2 separate regions of the Homo sapiens genome follow, and region 1 is linked to region 2. Evidence: read pairs that join two places in POLR2A ChIA-PET (ENCODE). Cell type or tissue: OCI-LY7. All regions are shown on one strand. Links, peaks and the distances in the headings refer to the core of each region. The heading gives the core; the rest is flanking DNA.

What was found. Peaks named below come from ENCODE experiments on the same cell type or tissue, not always from the same donor. Only the 100,000 strongest peaks of a DNase experiment are listed, where the experiment ranks them.
Region 1: POLR2A ChIA-PET joins it to region 2 with 7 read pairs; 2 of 35 experiments call an interaction of 5 or more read pairs at or near these places.

Annotation. Positions count from the first base shown.
Region 1 is chr2:232,463,125-232,468,925 of GRCh38, reverse strand. No RefSeq gene overlaps it. Among named protein-coding and RNA genes, the nearest start is that of ALPI, 9.9 kb to the right of the region's middle. In OCI-LY7, for the core only: no CTCF peak of the experiment used is centred there; DNase peaks (open chromatin) are centred at 2,055 and 2,485; H3K4me3 peaks cover 1,431 bases; H3K27ac peaks cover 2,235 bases.
Region 2 is chr2:231,611,325-231,617,125 of GRCh38, reverse strand. It overlaps LOC105373928 (a long non-coding RNA gene), which reads right to left and starts at 5,360. Exons shown (of 2, transcript XR_923987.2): 1 at 4,241-5,360; 2 at 3,541-4,154. RefSeq lists enhancers at 2,078-2,157, 2,094-2,388, 2,109-2,754, 2,755-3,401, 3,768-3,817 and 4 more and a silencer at 2,558-2,937. In OCI-LY7, for the core only: CTCF peaks have their summits at 1,812, 2,963, 4,205, 4,406 (motif pointing left) and 2 weaker places; DNase peaks (open chromatin) are centred at 2,285, 3,225, 3,995, 4,395 and 3 weaker places; H3K4me3 peaks cover 3,357 bases; H3K27ac peaks cover 3,868 bases.

The DNA.
Region 1 (5,801 bases), core at 527-5,526, 850 kb before region 2:
TCCCAGCATGAGGTTGAGGTGGGCGGATCACTTGAGCTCAGGAGTTTGAGACCAGCCTGGGCAATATGGCAAATTCCTGTCTCTACTAAAGATACAAAAATTAGCCAGGCATGGTAGTGCATGCCTGAAGCCCCAGCTACTAGGGTGGCTGAGGCATGAGAATTGCTTGAACCTGGGAGGCGGAGGTTGCAGTGAGCCAATGTTGTGCCACTGTACTCCAGCCTGGGCGACAGAGTGAGACTCTGTCTCAAAAAAAAAAAAAAAAAAAAAAAAGATTATCTCTGGGATGCAAGTTTGGTTCAACATATGCCAATCAATGTGAGTCACCATATTAGAATGAAGGACAAGAAATCATATATTCATCTCAATAGATGCAGAAAAAGCATTTGACATAGTTCAATCCTTTCATGGTAAAAAAAACTCTCAACACACTTTGAGAGGCCAAGGCGGGTGGATCACGAGGTCAGGAGATTGAGACCTTCCTGGCTAACACGATGAAACCCCATCTCTACCAAAAATACAAAAAAATTAGCTGGCATGGTGGTGGGTGCCTGTAGTCCCAGCTACTCGGGAGGCTGAGGAAGAATGGCATGAACCCAGGAGGCAGAGCTTTCAGTGAGCCGAGATCGCACCACTGCACTCCAGCCTGGGCGACAGAGCAAGACTCCGTCTCAAAAAAAACAAAACAAAACAAAACAAAACAAAAGACACTCTCAACAAAGTAGGTATGCAAGGAATGTTCCTCAACTCAGTGAAGATCATGTATGACAAGTCCACAGCCAACATCGTACTCAACAGTGAAAAGTTGAAAGCTTCTCCTCTAAGATCAGGAACAAGGCAAGGATGCCTGCTCTGTTCCACATGGTACTGGAAATCTTAGCCAGAGCAATTCGGCAAGAAAAAGAAATAAAAGGTATCCTAATAGGAAAGGATGAAGTGAAATTGTCTGTGTTTGCTGACATGATCTTATATATAAAATATCCTAAACAGTTACCCCCAAAAACCATTAGAACTGATAAACAAATTCAGTAAAGTTCCAGGATACAAAATCAACTTACAAAAAGCAGTAGTGTTTCTTTATACTAACAACTAACTGTCTGAAAAAGAAATTAAGAAAACAATCCCACTTAAGAGAGCATAAAAAAGGTCAGAGTGCAGTGATGCAATCATAGCTCACTGTAACCTTGAACTCCTGTGCTCTGGCAATCCTCATGCCTCAGCCTCCTGAGTAGCTGGGACTACAGGTGCATGCCACTATGCTGAGCTAATTAAAAAAAAAATTTTTTTTTTCAGAGATGGGGCTTGCTATGTTGCCTAGTCTGGTCTCAAACTCCTGGCCTCAAGTGATCCTCCCACTTCGGCCTCTCAGAGGGCTGGGATTACAGGCATGCGCTACTTTACCTGGTCTTGGACAATGGGGGAAGAACGGTCTCTTAATAAATGGTTTTGGAAAAACTAGATCTCCACATACAGAATAATGAAAAGGGGACTTTATCTTACCCCTTATACAAAATCAACTCAAAGACTTAAATGCAAGACCTGAAACTATAAAACTACTAGAAGAAACGTAGGGCAAAGGCTCCATGCCATGGGTCTGGGCAGAGGTTTCTTGGATATGACCCCAAAAGCACAGGCAACAGAAGCAAAAATAGACAAATTGTATTGCATCAAACTAAAAAGCTTCTGAACAGCAATGGAAACAGTTAATAGCGTGAAGAGACAATTCAAAGATTGGGAGAAGACATTTGCGAATCATACACTGGTAAAGGGCTAATATCCAAAATATACAAGGAACTCAAATGACTCAATAATAAAAAACAAATAACCCTATTTTAAAAAGGCAAAGGACTTGAACAGACATTTCTCAAAACAAGACATACAAATGGCCAACAGTTATATGGAAAAGTGCTCAATATCACTAATCATCAGAGAAATGCAAATTAAAACCACAATGAGATATCACCTCACACCTGTTAGATTGGCTGTTATAAAAAAGATGAAAGATAGTAAGTGTTGACAAGGATGTGGAGAAAAGGGAACCATTATACACTGTTGGTAACATTGCAAATTAGTACAGCCATTTTGGATAACAGTATGAAGGTTTCTCAAAAGACTAAATATAGAATTAACTGGAGGGCTAGGTGTTGTGGCTCATGCCTGTAATCTCAGCCCTCTACTCTAGGAGACCAAGGAGGAAGGACTGCTTCAGGTCAGGAGTTCAAGAGCAGCCTGGACAACATAGTGAGATCCTATCTCTAAAAAAAAAAAAGAGAATTACCTGTATCAAATAATCCAGCAACCCCACTACTGGGTACATACCCAAAGGATTGAAATCTGTATGCGGAAGAGATGTCTGCACTGCCATGGTCATGACACAATTATTTACAATAGTCGAGATATGGAAACAACCTAAGTGTTCCTAAACGGGTAAATGGATTTTTAGCACGTGGTGTATTTACATAACGGAACACTAGTCAGCTTTATAAAAACAGGAAATTCTGTCATTTTCAACAACATGGATGAACCAAGAGGAAGTGAAATAAGCCAGGCATAGAGGGGAGGTGAACGGGGAAGGGGAGAGGTTGGTCAACAGGTACAAAGTTACAGCTACTAGGAGGAATAAGTTCTGCTGTTCTATTGCATAGCAAGGTGACTATAGTTCATAATAATGTATTGTATATTTAAAAATAGCCGAAAGATGAGATTTTACTTTTTTTTTTTTTTTTTTGAGATGGAGTTTTGCTTTTGTCACCCAGGCTGGAGGGCAATGGCATTATCTCGGCTCACTGCAACCTCCACCTCCTGGGTTCAAGCGATTCTCCTGCCTCAGCCTCCTGAGTAGCTGGGATTACAAGCATGTGCCATCATGCCCAGCTAATTTTTGTATTTTTATTAGAGACGGGGTTTCGCCATGTTGGTCAGGCTGGTCTCGAACTCCTGACCTCAGGTGATCTGTCCTCCTCGGCCTCCCAAAGTGCTGAGGTTACAGGCGTGAACCATCATGCCCAGCCAAAGATGGGATTTTAAATGTTCTCATTACAAAGAAATAATAAATATTTGAGGAGGCGGATATGCTAATTAGCCTGACTTGATCATTCCGCAATGTATACATGTATTGAAACATCACATTGTACCCCATAAATATATACAATTTTTATTTATCAATTAAAAATAAAATAAAACTGGCCGGGGCATGGTGGCTCATGCCTGCAGTCCCAGCACTTTGGGAGGCTAAGGCAGGTGCATTGCTTAAGCCCAAGAGTTCAAGACAAGCCTGCACAACATGGCAAAACCTTGTCTCTATAAACAGTACAAAAATTATCCAGGTGTGGTGGTGCGCACCTGTAATCCCAGCTACTTGGGAGGTCACTTGAGCCCAGAAAGCAGAGCTTGCAGTGAGCTGAGATCGTGCTTGGGAGACAGAGCTAGGCCCTGTCTCAAAAATAAAATAAAATAAAATAAAATAAAATAAAATAAAATAAAATAAAATAAAAAAGAAAGAATAAACACACACACACACACACATAAAATAAAAGCTATAAACACATCCACATATAAAGCAACCCCACTGGTCACAGTGAATGCCTCCTCCTCCCCAGCCTCCCCACCACCCTGGTGCAAGGTTCAAGGTGCCCAGAGGGCTACACGGTTCAGTCCCGAGCTGGGCCTGTGTCCAGCATGAGCTCATCAGGTTGCAAGGGAGTAAGATGGGTTCCTGGCTTCCCCAACCTCAGCTGCCACCCAGGATCCCGTAGCCTCTGGCAGCAGCTCACGGCTGGTTCATTGGACCGGCAGGCAGCTCAAATCCCCAAGAAGCTGTCACATGGTGCAGTCAAATCGCATCTTTCCTTGTCTATATTTTGCATAAATAATAATTTTAAAAAGCTTCTATGATCCTGTGGAACCAAACCATTGCAGGGACTGCTGTCAGGAATCTGTGTGGAGAGATCTGAAGGCAGCTCCTTGGGGAGAATTTTCCTTTACTCTAAGGAGCCCAGACAGGGTGGGTGGAGGTGGGGAAACTGTGCTGGCTGATAACAAATTTGCAAATCTGGTGAACAAAGAAAGTGCCAGAACAGGGTACCAGGGCCTGGCCACCTCCCTGTTAAGGGTGGATGGTGGCCTCATCTTTTGACAGGGGACTTCTGTTTCCTCCTTGAAGGGCAGCTCAAGAGCCATGTGGCTGGTTCCCAGGCACCATGCCAAGCGCATTAGCAAAGACTGGCAGCCCCAGTGGCAAGGTTCTATCAAGGGGAGCTTCCAGCTGCTTGTTGGTGTTGGGGTCTGGTGTGTGCACTGGCAGTCAATGGTCAGCTGGGGTCAGTAGACCCTGGGGCCGCCTTAGATGAAGGGGTGCAACTGCAAATCCCACACAGCTTCCGGAAGGCCTCTGGAGCCCCTCTGGGAGGCTGAGATTCAGGGAGGCTTCCTCTAGGGGCAGAGGCCAGTTATGCAGCTGCTAACCTGGTGGGGAGGCCTGTTCCTAGAACCAGTGGGGCCAGGGCACGATCAGATGCAACTTCAGCACCCAGGCCAGAATGGCACAGCTGGGATCCCCCTTGAGTCCTCCCGAGAGGCTGCCGGAGTGTGCTCCTCTCGCTGGATCTGGAGGCTTCCTGTGCCAATCACTGGATCTGTGCAGGGGCAGGGGTTCAAGGGAACTCGATGGGCAGGGGGCTTCGAATCTGCTGGGGACTGAACCTGTGGTGCCTTCTGGGGTCTGTGCTCTGCAGGGAGTGAGATACCCCTGCTCACAGGGAGTTGCTCAGCCTGGGCATCCTGCCCAGTACTCAAGTACTTCAAAACTCACCTGGACCTTGGGGTTTGGTTAAAGGGATGTCAGGCACTCCTGAGTGCCTACTGTTTGCTCAGCTCGCCATATGCCTTGCCACAGCCCTGAGCAGTGGGCGCCCCAAGAGCTCATGTTTAATATCAAGTTCCATGCTGGCGCCTTCACCCTTCATGCAGGTACCACCCCACGCAGTTCTCTGGTGTCCCAGAAGAAGGGAATTTGGTGCCCGAGACCAGGGGTTGATGCAATACCCACTCTGGATTGCACGCTTTCAGCGGATTGCGGAGGATTAGAGTTTAGTGCGTCTAAGTGGATTGATGGATTATATGATCTTGTTTTTTTTTTTTTTTTTGAGACAGAGTTTCACTCTTGTTGGCCAGGCTGGAGTATAATGGCACCATCTCAAAACCTTCGCCTCCCGGGTTCGAATGATTCTCCTGCCTCAGCCTCCTGAGTAGCTGGGATTACAGGCATGCGCCACCAAGCCCAGCTAATTTTGTATTTTTAGTAGACACAGAATTTCTCCATGTTGGTCAGGCTGGTCTTGAACTCCCAACCTCAGGTGATGGCCGATCACCTCAGCCTCCCAAAGTGCTGGGATTACTGGCGTGAGCCACCGCGCTCGGCTTATATGATCTGGTATTAACCGAACTCATCCCCCAAAATGGCCAAGTGGCTCACACAAGATTCCTGTAAGGAATCTGCAATGAACACCAGAAATCCAGAGCAGGTGAACCACAGCAGAAGGGAGAGCTGAGAATTCCTTATTACTCTTGGCTGAGCTCAGGGTACAGACCTGACCAGAAGTTAGCCCCTAAAATAAAAAATCAGCAAACAAAACTCTTTGAATTTCCCCCACTCTGTGGTTACTGCTGAAGTTTGCCCCGGGTGCCTGGTGCCTGGAGCTATTAAGTCATCAGCAGTGTGAAATCCTCATGGTTGGCAAGGTGTCTAAAACTAAGCTTTCAGAACCGAAGAGAAACCTGAGCAGTTTTTTTCCCAGCGGTGT
Region 2 (5,801 bases), core at 314-5,313:
AAGTTGAGGCTGCAGGGAGCCGTGATTGCACCACTGCACTCCAGCCTGGACAACAGAGTGCAATCTTGTCTCCAAAACAAAAATAGAATATTCTCAGCCTGAGCAAGGACATGGAGATTGAAGGGTGAGCAGTCGATATGACAGCTGAGGATGAAGGAACAGCAAATAGGATTTAGTGGTGCAATCACCTCATCTCTGAGTGACAGAACTTTTGATGTTTGCCCCCTTATGGGAGTCACAACTGGGATCAAGCACCTGCCAACGGGCTCTTTTTCTCTCCTGCTGCCCCAAGGCCGGCCCTGGTCAGGGAGGACAGGTAGAAACCATCTGACACCACTTGAATTGGCACCATTACTATTGGCACCACCGGAATTGACTAGATCTTAAACATGACTTACTCCTCTGTGCAAGGTGAGGGAAGAAGAAAGGAGATGCCAGAGTGCTATCATTTTGGGAACTGGATGGCATCCTGCTCACCCCAATATTTTTAGGTGAGTCTAAGGAGGGCCTGCTTGTCTGATCGGTCTAGTCAATATCAGTTAGCATACTAGGTGAGGAGTTGTGCACCTTGAAGGCCTCTGTTGCTATGGCGTTGAGGGGACTGATGGAGGAGGGAAGCAGGTATCTCGGTTAAAGTTCCCCTTATGGCAGGGCTGGGCCCCAGCCAGGGGCTGTGCCTCTGCTCCTGGAATCTCCCACCAATTCTACAAGGGCAAAGGGCATCTGAGTTATCCTGTGAGCAGCAGGGAACCCAGGTGTGGGATCAAGGCTTTATTTTTTTTAATTCCTTTAATTAATTAATTTTTTTTTTAGAGGGAGTTTCGCTCTTGTTGCCCAGGTTGGAGTGCAATGGCGCGATCTCGGCTCACTGCAACCTCTGCCTCCAGGGTTCAAGCGATTCTCCTGCCAAGTAGCTGGGATTACAAGCATGTGCCACCACACCCGGCTAATTTTGTATTTTTAGTAGAAACGGGGTTTCTCCATGTTGGTCAGGCTAGTCTTGAACTCCCAACCTCAGGTGATCTGCCCGCCTCGGCCTCCCAAAGTGCTGGGATTACAGGCGTGAGCCACCGCGCCTGGCCCTATTTTATTTATTTAGAGACGGAGTCTCGCACTGTCACCCAGGGTGGAGTGCAATGGCACGATCTCGGCTCACTGTAACCTCTGCCTCCCGGGTTCACGCGATTCTCCTGCCTCAGCCTCCCGAGTAGCTGGGATTACAGGCGCACACCACCACACCCGGCTAATTTTTTGCATTTTTAGTAAAGACGGGGTTTCACTATGTTGGCCAGACTGGTCTCCAACTCCTGACCTCGTGGTCCGCCCGTCTCGGCCTCCCAAAGTACTGGGATTACAGGCGTGAGCCACCGCGCCCGGCCAGGACCAAGACATTCTCATCCTGGGATGGTTGGGGATGGGGACTGGTGTGCTGCCTCTGAGAGCAAAAAAGAGGGTCGAGAGGGGAGGCGGCCGAGACACAGGGACACCTTAAAGAGCAGGCAAAGCTGATCAAGAGGACACCTGGAGGAAGGGCCCTTCCAGAGCAGCCTGCCCGTTCCCTCATGACTGGTTAGGCCAGGGAGCTGGCGCTCAAAGCTGCCGACGGGGCATTCCCTCTCACTTGGCACAGCAAGACAGCTCTGGGTCTCTGACCCTTTGCGGATCCGGGTGTCCCTCCTGCTTCGTCCTCCTCCCACCCGCACCTCCAGATCTTTCCCCACCTGAAGGCATGGCTGCCTTCTGCCGGGCTGTAGGAAGGGCGCCACCTGGGATTCCAAAAACCCCACAGAGGCAGGCACCTTTCCCCAGCCTGAAGCACCCCATGCGTATCTGGCTTCTCCTGCAGGGCAAACAGCGTTTCTTACACTTTTCCCGCCAGCATAGCCAGGCAATAGCTGGGAGGCCCCCAGGCGCGCAAAGTCGCAGCGCGCGGAGACACAAACTGAACTCAACCCGGCGCGGGCAGGATCGGTGGCGGACGCGCAGTTCCCACGGGCACGGGGGATCTGAGAGGGTCCTGGGGCTCTTGAGCTTGACCTCACTCTCAAATAATCCCCCCACAACTCCCTCACCCCGCCCTGCTCCTTTCTCCAAGGCCTCTCTTCGGTTTATCTCCACTTCCTTACTGACAGCGGGAAGGGGGTTAAGGGAGCACGTAGTCGTCCCCCAGCCGTGTCGCTTTCCGCCCCCGGTTGAGCCCACTTTCCCGTGGAGGGGGGAGGTGTTTCCGCCCGGGAGCTGCTGCGCGCGGTGATCACACGGAGGTCTCCCGGGCGCGCCGGGCCACGTGCGTGCGCGCGCGCGCGCGGGTTCCCCCTCCTTGGTGGACCAGGCCTCCCAGGGCCCCTACTGCCCCATCTGCCCCTTGGTGAAAACGTGAAGCCTTTTGCAACTGCGAAGCAGAGGAGACCTCTGTCCTTTCCAACGTACAGCCCCAGGGAAGGACTCAGGGCGCGGGCAGCGCCTTCGCGAGATGCCGAAGCGCGCGGGCCCGGTGACCGTCAACTTTGCGCACAAATGTGGGGCTGGGAGGACGCAGGTCCTGGAGGCGGGGACAGTGGACAGAGCAGCGCGTCTGGAGAGAGGGCTAGGATCCCTGAAACAGGACTCGGGGGCAGCCGGGGCAGGGGAGGCTGGGGGCGGGGAGGCGGCTCGCCAGTGCTCCAATTGAGCCCTGGAAAATCCCAGGCGCGCAGGGAGAGGCGGGCCGCTTCGCGGGCAGGCCGGGGACGGCGGGAACAAAGGCGGCCCGAGGCCGGATGCAGTCATGGAAAAACCCATCGGGGCGCCTGGGTGGGGGCGGCGCGCTCCCGGCAGACTCGCCGCCCTAGCAGGCCGGCCCGGGCGGGGCTGCTCTCGGCCCCCGCCCCGGAGCGCGCCTCGCGGAGCAGAAAAAATCCCTGGCGGGGAGGGGGCGCTGGTCTCCGGGACTGGGAACCAGAAGCTCCCACGTTCCAGATGCCGCGCACCGCGTGCTGTCGGCCGCGAGGGGCGAGCGGCCCGGGCTGGTACCCGCGGAGCACACCCGGGGCTGCACACGGCCACCTGGTTGACTAGGGGAGGCCGGCATCTCGGGGGCGCGCACAGAGCCAGGCGCGGACGCCTGTGCCGAGTTGCGTCTGGCCGCCACCGGCTCCTGCACACACATGATCACTTGCACGCACGTGCGCCCACACACGCGAGCTGCCTACAGCTCTCAGGGCAGAGGGAAGGAAACGGTTGGACAGAGGGGGCCGAAATAGATGTTCGTTAGGGCGGGTCCCTGGGGCTAGATACAGAACCTCAAGCTGGGGGCGGGGGGCCTTTGAAGAAGCTACGGTTAGGCCCGCCCCCCATTTTACAGGTGCAGGGACTGGGCCTCCCCGGCGGACGTGCCCAGGTCCCGCCCCAGGGTTAGAATTTCCCTCCGGTGAAGGACGCTGCCGGCCCAGATCCTGGTGCTGTAAACCTGGCTGGAGCCGGGGAGGCAGCACGACGGGTTTTTTCTATAGAAAAGGAAAGTGTTGGCTCAGGTTGGACCCAGTGACTCGAGGCCTTTTCCAGTTCTGACTTTTTATGAAGAAGGAACTGGGCCCAGAGGCCATAAAAGGAGTTGGTAGGAGCTGAGAGAAAACCTTGGTGCCTGTTTTGGCCTCAACCACAGGCTCTTCCTGGTTCAAATGTCCCATTGTTTATTCGTGCTGCTGCCTACCGTGGGGTGTCGAGGAGCAAAGCCTGACCCCGCGGGGTCCCTGGGGTGGGGAAGGGATGTCAAGCAGGACAGGGCTGCAGAGGGGGCTCCCGGCTCTGCCCAGATGGGGAGGGTGTGGGATGGGTGGCTGATGGGGGTCCCTGGAAAACAATGAAGCAGGTGCCCAGGCTTCCAGAAAGTTCAGGTTGGAGAAGGGGCAGCTGGAATTGTTGCTGGAACACAGTGGGGGAATAGGTTGTGGTGTTGGCCACGACTCAGAACATAGGATCAACGGGGGGCGGGGGGGGAGACCCCGCTAGGCAACAGGGCCAAATGAGCTAGCATTTGCTTGTGGTCCCATTAGGAACTGACCTTGGAAGCAAATGACGCAGCGCTGCCTGTCCCTAGCCTCTTGATCTTACCCAACATCTTTGGGCCTCAAATTCCTCATCTGTAAAATGGGAGCAGGCACTCCTCCACAGGGCTGGTTTGGGAATTGAAAATGGGTATATGTAGGTTTCCGTCCCCCCTTCCCTTCTCCCTCCCAGTGGGGCAGGGACGAACTCCCACCTCCACTCAGCATCTCCCGCGTTTTTGCCACTTTTCAAAGTCTCTGGTGCCTGCTCCCCGGGACTCCTTCCAAGGCCTGGTTTCTCGCGAGCAGGTTGTTGGGGGGGTGGTGGGGGGTAGGTTCAGTAAGAGGAAGGCTGGGGGAGCGGCGCCCCCTGGTGGCCAGTTGCAGGAGAGCCTGGACGGGCCCTGGGGACAAGTCCAGGCTAACCTGGTTAGTGCCGGATGGCGTCTGGCACGTGAGAACCTCCCAGGGGCTGACCATGGGGCTCCACTCAGGGAGGCTTCCCTTCTGACTCACTTTCCCCGTTGAGTAAGCAGAGAGAATGCTGGTTCCCCACAGCAGCGTTTCCTCTGCCTTCTCATGGCCCAGCTTCTTTGGCCTCAACAAAGAAGGAACTGTTGAGGCCAAAGTTCCTGCCCAGGAGGAATGAAGGAACCTGTTATTTATACTGTGCCTTGCAGTTTCCAAAGCCCTTCGACGCACATTACTTGTCCTGAGGTGCGCTGCGGCGCTAGACGGAGAGAGGATCCTGGTTCAGACCAGGGCTCCAGCCCCAGGGGTTAGTTGGGATTCTGCCTCCTCCAGCTGTGTAACCAGGGTGACCTTCAAAACATTGACTAACCAGTAGGACAGGCATCGGCCAATCAGAACAGACCCTGCCACAAACACTAGGTTTAGCCAAATGCCTGTGTCCTGGCCGAAGAGTCTGGAATAACCCCCACCGCACAGGGCCTCAATTTCTCCATCTGCAGTATGGGATAGTGCCGGTACTAGCTCCACCTCATAGGGCTTTAGATAAGTTCATGCACGGAAGGGATTTGCAAACCAGGGACTGGCCCACAGATAACATCCCAGGAAGCACCAGCTTTGTTACTTGTCCTGCCTCCTCTCTGCCAGAGGTGAGTCACAGACTTAGTGACTCAGGGTGGCTGCCACTTTTGAGGGAGTCTCCCCAACTGAGTCCTCTGTGTGCAGCTGAGCTCACCTCCTGCTCCCTCAGGACCTCCTTCTTGGGAGCAGCCTCACCTATCCTGAGGCATCCATAAACCCCTGTGGCTGAAAGTTTTCTCTCTGACTCTGGTCCTGATCCTCCCCATGCCTCAGACCTCCCCTCTCTGCTGTCCCCTGAAGCCCCCCTCTCCACCCCACCCCAGCCAGACACTTCCCACAGCACGTCTCTCCCAGAGCCTGCCTGCCCTCAGCCCACCTCCTAGCCTAGAAGCCCAGAGCCATCCTGCCCCAGCCTCTCTCTGCCCCAGGGCAGCTGCTTCCCCCTCTCTGAGCTCCAAGGCACCTCTCAATGTCTTGCCCCTATTACACCAACCTCCCATCTGCCCGCAGCCTCTGGCCATGCCCCTGTCCTTGTCTCTGGTGCACCCGCTGGATTTATCTCCCTAAAACACAGGCTGCAGTACTCCCCGTCTCAAAAGCCTTCAGTGCCCCCTCCTGGCCTTCCCAATCCAGCCCGCACTTTATTCGTCATCACAGTTACCATTTACTGAGCGCTCCCCACCTTTCTCCTGTACCAAGCGTTTTATATGTGTTATCTCATTTAAT